Linked DNA regions of Homo sapiens: region 2 is linked to region 1. Evidence: read pairs that join two places in POLR2A ChIA-PET (ENCODE). Cell type or tissue: HepG2. All regions are shown on one strand.

Evidence for each region. Peaks named below come from ENCODE experiments on the same cell type or tissue, not always from the same donor. Only the 100,000 strongest peaks of a DNase experiment are listed, where the experiment ranks them.
Region 2: POLR2A ChIA-PET joins it to region 1 with 5 read pairs; 2 of 35 experiments call an interaction of 5 or more read pairs at or near these places.

Annotation. Positions count from the first base shown.
Region 1 is chr12:100,470,558-100,475,557 of GRCh38, forward strand. NR1H4 (nuclear receptor subfamily 1 group H member 4) reads left to right here and starts at 3,309. Exons shown (of 11, transcript NM_001206979.2): 1 at 3,309-3,502. In HepG2, no CTCF peak of the experiment used is centred here; DNase peaks (open chromatin) are centred at 1,984, 3,314 and 4,804; H3K4me3 peaks cover 2,067 bases.
Region 2 is chr12:100,376,235-100,381,234 of GRCh38, forward strand. SLC17A8 (solute carrier family 17 member 8) reads left to right here. Exons shown (of 12, transcript NM_139319.3): 2 at 4,467-4,719. Among named protein-coding and RNA genes, the nearest start is that of SLC17A8, 22 kb to the left of the region's middle. In HepG2, no CTCF peak of the experiment used is centred here; no DNase peak of the experiment used is centred here.

The DNA.
Region 1 (5,000 bases):
GCACATTGCCTGGGGCATCCAGTTATCAGGGACACAGTGGTGAACAAGATAGGTGTAATCATCTATTTATGTTCCATATAGTGAGAGAGACATGAAACATGTCCATGTATGCTAAGTGGTGCTCAGTGCTTAGTGCTACAGGGTAAAATAAAGCAAGGTAAGAATGAGAAGAGAGGCCAGGTGCGGTGGCTTACGCCTGTAATTCCAGCACTTTGGGAGGCTGAGGCGGGAAGATCGCTTGAGCTTAGGAGTTTGAGACAAGCCTGGGCAACATAGCGAAACTCCATCTCTACTAAATACAAAAAATTAGCTGGGTGTGGCGGCACGTGCATGTAGTCTCAGCTACTCGGGAGGCCGAGGCAGGAGAACCGCTTGAACCCGAAATGCTGAGGTTGCAGTGAGCCAAGATCATGCCACTGCTCTCCAGCCTAGGTGATAGAGCCAGACTGTGTCTCCAAAAACAAACAAACAAAAAAAGGAATGAGAAATGAGAAGTGATATCCTGTACTGGGAAGAGAAATGGCATTGTATTTGGTGTGTCCAGGAAAGGCCTCTCTGGTAAGGTGAGTAGAAACCTGTAGCATGCAATGGAAGGTCTCTGGGCAAAAATCAATCCAGGCTATGGAACAGAAAGTACAGGGGCCCTGGGGAGAGAATGTGCTTTATGAGTTCAGAGAACAACAAGGAGGCCTCATGACCGGCGTGAGTGATAGATGAAGTTAGAGCTATGTTGGGATGGGGTAGGATTCAGGGTCATTTAGATCCTTGGGGTCACTGTAAGAAGTTTGGCCATTACTCTGAGAGAGATGAAAGCCTGTGGGGGTTTTGAGCAAAAGAACGACATGATCCTTTGGTTTTGGTAGGATCACTCTGGCTGCCATGCTGGGAACAAATGACAGAGTGCAAGCATGGAAATAAGGAGGCCACTTAGGAGGCCATGGCACAAACCCAGGTGCAAGAAACCTGGCATGGACCAGAGAGATGACAGTGGAGGTGGTGGGAAGGTATCAGATTCAATACATATATTGTGAAGGTAAAACTTAAACATTTTCTAATGGATTGATTGTGTGGTGTGAAGAGAAGAAAAATAATTGTTGAAATTTTTGAATGGGCTCTTATGTCATACCCAGCACTATGTGCTACACCACTGGAGATCCAAAAGGATGGGAAATACATGCCACCCTCAGGGAGTATCCAGTCCAGTGGGCAAATACGATTGTCAGTGTGAAGGCCCAGAGAAAATAATAACAGCTAACCCCTACACAGCACTTTCTGTGTGTCAGGTACCAGCGCTTTGCATAGATTAATTCATTAAATCCTTGCAATAACCTCATGAAATACATAGTAATTATATCTTTATTTTACAGATGGGGAAACTGAGACAGATGTTAAGGAAAAGCCTAAGGTCTAAGGTCACACAGCTTGTAAGTGGCAGAGCTGGGATTTGAACCCAGCCGGTCCAGCGCCACAGTCTGTGTCTTCAGTCATTGTCTCCATCTCTGCTGGAGAGAATGAAATCACAGTACAGGCTCTTATCATCCAAGAAGAAATGGGCTTGGTGTCACATAGAAGTCACACAGGAGTCCCTCAGGCAGCCCAGAGCTGCAGAGTGCAGTAAGTGTCAGTGCAAACTCTCTTCAAAAGAAAATGTACAGGCCTGGGGTGACCCTCTTCCTTGTGCCGAAGGGGCTGGAGGATGCACCATAGTACATTGGGAACCCCCAGAAGTAGGTAGGAAGTAGGAGCCTGTAGGACCTACAAAAATGCTATTTTATAAGAGAAGCAAAATATAACATTTCTAACAGGTTTGAATGTAGATCTTCTACTAGCTGACCTTGTGACGGGAAACAAATGACACACATCACAGATGGGAAATGCACACATCACATACACACACACACACACACACACACACAGGTGCATGTGCAGCCATGCTGCTTTGGGAAGTTGTTTCTCAGCTCACTCATTGATTGCGTTAACAAAGAGTTACACAATGCTTTTTCTGTGAGAGGCACTGTGCTAAGACAAAGGGTAGATACAAAGACAAGTCTGCTACCATGCCTGGTTTTTGTAAAAGAGATAAAACAAGTAGAAAACTATAATATATAAGGTCAGAGGATTTAAGGGACAGCAAGGAAACTACAAATAAAAGATCAAGGGAGTTGGGTGGGGAGAATAGGGGCAGATGAGGAATGGGGCTGGCTTCAGGGAGAACTCTGCTTCTGTTCCACGCCTGGAAGATGTGTGGGTGTGAAAAGAAAGTAACTGAGGTAGAAGGAAGAGCTTGTGCAAAAGTGTGGAGGCGGGAGAGCTTGGTACAGGTTGGCAGAGGTTGGGATGTCTGAAGGGACAGAATGTGAGAAAATCCTAGAGACATTAGGGCTAGATCTTCAGGTGTGGAAGGGGTTCTAAATGTCAAGCATTTTGTGTTCGTTTTTTAGGCATAGAGAGTGCATTGGGGATTTTCGATGAGGGGAGTGCCTAGCAAGTTGCTGGGTACATAGTAGGCTGATAATCAATCAATGATGGTTCAACTAATGAAGGAGAGAAATAATAATTGCCACAAATTATTGGGTGATTGCTATCTGCCACACACTTTTCTAAACATTTTCACTACTCATGTAATTCTCACCACAGCCCATGAGATGGTTTCTCCATATCCATTCTACAGATGAGGAAACTGAGACTCAGAGAGGCTAAGTGTCTTGCTCAAGGCTGTGACTAAAGAGTGGGCATCTAACCAGAGCCTGTGCTTCCACACTGCTGTGCAATTTGGAAAACAGAAGAAGGGGAGAGAAGAAAAAGGGGTTGTGGGACCAATGTCATCCAGAAAGGAAGCTATGATAGGCCCAAAGTAGGAGAAGAACAATGTGGGTTGGAAATAAGAGACATTCCAAAGATGCAATCAACCCAAATCTGTTATTATTTGATATGGGTGGCTGGGCAGAGGGAAGGGTCAAAAAGGCTCCCAGCTTCTAGTTCAGTCCCGGGGAAGTGATAGAGCTATTCAAAGAAGTTGTAGTGAGAGAGAGGGAAGATGACAGTTTGGTTTTAGTTGATGTGTACAGAAATACGGGTGCCCAGGAGCCCACAAAACGGCCAGAGGAGAAATGCTTTCAAAGGCAAGCTGCAGGGCTCCTTGGTTTTGTCACATTCCTCATTCTGGGGCTTTGCGGTTTTGTCTTGGGAATCTCGAGGCTCTCCCAAGGTTCCTTTCTATGTTTATATCATTTAGCAGGGAAGGATTGTTAATGACTAATCTGTGTCCATGAGGCACAGAGCCAAGGAAGAGATGCTGCTGCTAGCCCAGAAGGCCGCCTGTGATCATGCACAGTACACTGGAACTCTCTCCTCCTCCTCACCTCATTGTCTCCCCGACTTATCCTAATGCGAAATTGGATTCTGAGCATTTGTAGCAAAATCGCTGGGATCTGGAGAGGAAGACTCAGTCCAGAATCCTCCCAGGGCCTTGAAAGTCCATCTCTGACCCAAAACAATCCAAGTAAGTACCTAATTCCTTTGGGAGTGGGTTGTGTATCTCACAGCAACAGAGAAAAAATAGTCACTTAAAAGTTTCTCTTTGACATCTGTAATGTATGTCAATAAATGAATTCTAAGTTAGTAGAGTTTGATGTAAAGTCCTGAAAATTAAAAAAGAGAGAAACTAAAAAACAAAAAGAAGCAGAAGCAAAAGTTAATGAGTCTTAACAGTTGCTTACCTATTGAAAACTTATTTAGAAATACTCTTTTAACATTGTGGTCACCTGAGTAAATCACTGGAGATAGTGCATTTCAGAAATGTCTCCGTTCTGATTCCATAAACAATTTGACTTGTATAGTGTGCTATATTTTGGTGATTTATCAAATCTTGATGTGAGTTTGGGAGTATTGCTAATGTCAGATGACTTGGGAACTAAGAATAAGACATTTAACCTATGCTTAATTGAAATGAAATTTTTCCCTAGAAGAAGAGTAGGTGGAAAAAGTCTTCTTTCTTGACTTCAGTTGTAAACTCTTCTATTGCTTTCCATTTTGAATATTAATATGACAGGAAATATCAGATGGAAATATTTTTAAAAGATAGAAATGTGAGTATGACGAAGAACTTTAGTAATAAAATTGTCCAAGGACTAAATTTATAGATAAGATACCTCTTTGTCTCCTTATTGACAGAGTGAATGGGGCAACTGTGGAGCCTGACTTACTTCTTTTAATTGGGTTTTTATTCAGAAGGGAGGGGCAGGAGGGAATGACAAGTGACTCACCTTGAATTCTTCCTCTAAGAAACTCACACCTGAGCTTTGAGCTATAAAGAAATCTGATGCTGTTTCTGGTGCTGTCTTAGAATCACTTCAGGAGTATTGACAAGAGGGGTAGGAACCCTTAGAAATAATATTAGTGATAAATAAGAAGGCAGGAAGAAACTTTTGGAGGTGATGGATAGGTTTATGGTATAGATTGTGGTGATGATTTAATGAGTGTATGCCTATCCCCAGACTCATCAAAGTGTATACATGGAATATGTAAAGCTTTTATATGTCAGTCACACCTCAGTAAAGTGGTTTACCTATCTATCTATCTATCTATCTATCTATCTATCTAAATTTTTTTTTCTGTTCCTAAAAAAAGGAAGGGAGAAGAGAGGAAAAGATGTTCAGGGAGCTACCATTTTGTTTCTAGCTGTGATTTTATAAAATGATAGACACTTTTATCTTTGTGTTACGTTCCTACCCCCAGTCCTCCAAATTATGGATCTGTGCCATTTGTACCGTGGACTTTTCTGTTTTCTGAGGATGTTGCAACAAATACTGATGCAACTCCTGGTTAACTGATAAAGTACTGGCCAGGGACAAAGCTCTCTTGTCCTGAGACCCTTCCTCAAGATTTGCAGCAATTTCCCACCACGTACCTCTGCCCTCTCCTCACAGCTGGAGAGGGAAAGTCATGGAATCCTTGTCCTTCCTCTTGTTTCCACCTCTTCAAGATTGGGCCAATTGCAA
Region 2 (5,000 bases), 94 kb before region 1:
GCTTTGTTACAGCATCCCTGGAAGACTAGTAGAAGGTCAAGTAACTTAGCCAAAGTCACAGAGCTAGCACAAGGGAGAGATAGCACTGGGCATCTCTCAGTCCAGAGTCCATTCTCTTCCCCTGCTCTTCTGAGTCATGATGGCTGCGCAAGGACTACAAAGTAACAGGTACAGATGACAAAGTGACTCAGGAAGATCATTGAGAAGGAGCATGGCCTGGTGTGCTGGGAACACACAGGAAAGTGGTCCAAGGAACCTAGACAGCAAAGGAGAAGGGTTTCATATCTTGCCTCTACCCACTAAGGGCTGTGTGACCTTGGCCAATTTGTTCTTGCTTTCTGAACTACAGTTGTATTTTGTGTCAAATGGGAGTATTAGATTTCCCATGTCTCACTGAGCTGTATTAATGATCAAATAAGAGAATTACATGAAAGTATCTGTAGAGGAGGGCAGAGGGAGAGAACTGAATTTGCCTCATACAATATTACTGTGGTTGTTACATATTATCCTTGTTTTAGCTGCTAGGAATATACTATTATAGTAATGTGTCAATATTAGAGCATCAGTTTTCTTTCTTTTCTTTTCTTTTTTTTGAGATGGAGTCTCACTCTGTTACCCAGGCTGGAGTGCAGCAGTGCAATCTCAGCTCACTGTAACCTCTGCCTCCAAGGTTCAAGTGATTCTCATGCCTCAGCCTCCGGAGTAGCTGGGACTACAGGTGCTCGCCACCATGCCTGGCTAATTTTTGCATTTTTAGTAGAGACGGGGTTTTGCCGTGTTGGTCAGTCTGGTCTCGAACTCCTGACCTCAGGTGATCTGCCCACCTCAGCTTCTCAAAGTGCTGGGATTACAGGCGTGAGCTACCACGCCAGGCCTAGAGCATCAGTTTTCCATCCTACTTAAGTTACACGTATTTGGTTGCCAGAAATTCATGGAGACTACTAGGGCAGCCCATTATAAAGTCCTATCATCCAACTGCCTCTCAGAGCTAATGGCATCAATGCTAAGTCTAGCATCATAGACTCATTAAGTGACGGTGAGGATTAACGTAATAAAAATAGCTGGTATATGTTGCTTTTTATTATGTGGCAAGTTCTGTTCTAAATTACCTAAGTTTGATAACTCATTTATGACAATCCTAAGAACAACCCTATGAAGAAGAAACTATTATAATTCCTAGCTTACAGATGAAGAAACTGAAGTCCAGGGAGTTTAAGTAATTAGGCTAAAGTCACACAGCTGAGTAAGTGGGCGACTCAACATTCAAAGTAAGGTACATGAGCTCCTCAGTTGGACATAGATTGGAGAAGTGAGGCATCCAAGATGGCTTCAAGATATATATATATATATATTTTTTTTTTTTTTTTTTTTTTTGAGACGGAGTCTCACTGTCATGAAGACTGGAATGCAATGCCGCTATATCAGCTCACTGCAGCCTCCGCCTCCCAGATTCAAGTGATTCTCCTGCCTCAGTCTCCCGAGTAGCTGGGACTACAGGCGCGTGCCACCACGGCCAGCTAATTTTTGTATTTTTAGTAGAGACGGAGTTTGCCATGTTGGCCAGGCTGGTCTCGAACTCCTGACCTCAGGTGATCTACCTGCCTTGGCCTCCCAAAGTGCTGGGATTACAGGCGTGAGCCACCGCGCCCAGCCTGATGGCTTCAAGATTTTTGCTGGAGCAACCAAAGTAGCAAAATTGTCATTACTTATGATGAGAATAACTTCAGGAATTAATTTTTTTTTAGGGGAAGTCAGTTTGGACATGTTAAGTTTAAGCTGCCTTTTAGGTGTCCAAGGAGATGTCAGATAAGTCTAGTTATAAAGATTGGGAGCTGTTAGCATATACATGGTATCTAAAGCCCAGAGCCTGCTTAGATGTCCAGAGGGCATAGACAGAAAGCAAGAGACCCGAGAATGGAGTCCTAGGCATTCTAGTGTATATAGGTTGAGGTAAGAAGGAATCAGCTATAAGAGATAAAACAGAAGAATTAGGAGGATGACCAAGTGTTTTCCTGGAAAAACATAAAATGGCCAAGAAAGAGAAAGTGGTCAATTGTATCAAATGCTGCTGCTAGGTTGATTAAATCAGATGAGGACTGAAAATGACCTTTGGACTGAGCCATGAGGAGGGCATTGATAACCTTAAGTAGGGCAGTTTTGGGGGCTCAGGTTGGGAATACCTGGCTGGAGTGGGTCCAGGAGAGAACAGGAGGAGAGGAATTGAAGACAGTCATTTCTTTCTTAAAAAAAGGAAAATGAGAAATAGGAGGATAACTGAAAGAGAAAATGTCTTTTATTTTAGATTCTAATATGGGAGGAATAAAAGCTTATTTATAGGCAACAGGAATGATCTATTATACTAGGGAGGAGAACATAATGAATGAAGCGTGGGGGTGGGGATTTCTGGAGCAATATTCGTGAGGGGATAAAAGGGGACAAGATCTAGTGTCCAGGGAAAGGGGCTGGACTTAGCTAGAAGCATGGACAACTGCATAGACCCCATCAGTATAAATGCAGGCCGGCAGGTAGGTAGGTACATTGGTAGGGAAATGGTTAGGTTCTTTTCCAATTGCTTTAATGTTCTGGCACATTTACTAAGCTTCTACTCTGGGCTCACCGGTTGAAATTCAAAGCTCCTTCCCTTGTTCTACCATTGCTTTTCACTTTGATTTCAATAAAACCCACATCATCCAGTAATTATAGCTGCTTGTATATGTGTCTTTCTTCCCCATCAGCCTAAGAGCTGGAAGAAGGCAGATAATATGTCACGTTGTCTATTGCTCCCCAATACTTAGCCCAGTACCTGAGACACAGTAGGCGCTCAATATATATCTGATGAACTGAATTGAATCCAGTGTATTTGTTTCTCTATACTTGTGCCGGAAATTTGATTTCCTTGAGTCATAAGAACCTGCCAAGGTGCCGGGGGCGGTGGCTCACGCCTGTAATCCCAGCACTTTGGGAGGCCAAGGTGGGCGGATCACGAGGTCAGGAGATCGAAACCATCCTGGCTAACACGGTGAAACCCCGTCTCTACTAAAAATACAAAAATTATCTGGGTGTGGTGGCGCATGGCTGTAATCCCAGCTACTCAGGAAGTTGAGGCAGGAGAATTGCTTGAGCTAGGGAGTCAGAGATTGCAGTGAGCCGAGAATCGTGCCACTGCACTCCAGCCTGGCAACAGACCGAGATTCCGTCCCCAAAAAAAAAAAAAAAAGAACCTGCCAAGGTTATCTTTCATATGAACTTGTGGGCAAATGACTTGTGTTTTATCCAAACTATTGGGTTAACCATTATATTAGCTATTTATCACTGCATTTAATATTTATGAAAACTTGCAAGCTTTAATTATTTTTAAAAAGACTTGGACCTTAAGTGGGCCATGACAGTATCCTCAGAAAGATGACAATAAGTAAGAGGATACAACTTCCTTTATAATTGACAGATAGGGTTCCGTTTGTCCAATTACTTTTTTTTTAAAAGAAGAGATAAATTCACTGTAATGAATGTGCCATAATTGGAATCTATAGAGGTCTACCATTTGAATAAAAGGTGCTGGATGATCACCTCCTTAGAGGAACCATCTAAGGAGAAAAGGATATACAACCAAATGGGTGTGCATTGTGATAGAAAATGTCCCTCTCCACCTCCACTTAGTATTTTATTAAGACTTAGAAAAATTAGGCCGGGCACAGTGCCTCACACCTATAATCCCAGCACTTTGGGAGGCTGAGGCGGGCGGATCATCTGAGTCGGGAGTTTGAGACCAGCCTGACCAACATGGAGAAACCCCGTCTCTACTGAAAATACAAAAATTAGCCTGGCATGGTGGTGCAGACCTGTAATCCCAGCTACTCAGGAGGCTGATGTGAGAGAATCGCTTGAACCTGGGAAGCAGAGGTTGCGGGGAGCCGAGATCGTGCCATTGCATTCCAGCCTGGGCAACGGGCAACAAAAGCAAAACTCCGTCTCAAAAAAAAAAAAAAAGACTTAGAAAGGTTAAGGTCAACTGTATCAGCTGGGTCGAGCAATGTGAACAAAGTCTGTCAATGCTCTTTCAGCAGGAAATGCAGTATAGCATATTGTTTTAGACATAGACTCTGGACTTGGGCCTCTATCCTACCTCAAATGACTTAGTTTCCTCATCTATAAAATGACATGATGACACTGTCTACCTCATGGGGTTGTTATAAAATTTAAATGATTGATTGAATGTTTATAAAAGTCCCACACAATACCCAGAACATCAGTAGTTTTAGCCACTATAACTTACTTTAATAATAATAATAATATTTAATAATAATAATAACTTACTTTAATAATAATAGTAATACCTCCATAGTATTCTACTATGGGTCTTCCTTTTTGTTTTTCATCTGCTGGTACCTTTTTTCTTTTTGCTTAGTATACTTTCTTTTTCCTTTAATCCTGGCTTTTATTTTCTGCCTATCCTTTTTCCCATGTAGAAAAATCGATGGGACAACTGAGGAAGAAGATAACATTGAGCTGAATGAAGAAGGAAGGCCGGTGCAGACGTCCAGGCCAAGCCCCCCACTCTGCGACTGCCACTGCTGCGGCCTCCCCAAGCGTTACATCATTGCTATCATGAGTGGGCTGGGATTCTGCATTTCCTTTGGGATCCGGTGCAATCTTGGAGTTGCCATTGTGGAAATGGTCAACAATAGCACCGTATATGTTGATGGAAAACCGGAAATTCAGGTTGGTATCAGTCCATGGTGGAAGACTTTTCTTTTTGAGACAGGGTCTCGCTCGGTCTCCCAGGCTAGAGTACAGTGGCACGATCTTGGCTTACTGCAGCCCCAACCTGCCAGGTTGAAATTAACCTCCCATCTCAGCATCCTCCCATTTCAGCATCTCAGATAAGTAGCTCCTCCCATCTCAGCATCTCAGCATCTCAGCATCTCAGCATCTCAGATCAGTAGCTGAGACTACAATCCTGAGGAAACTGTTGACTGCAGCTGTGTCAATACTTTGCTCCT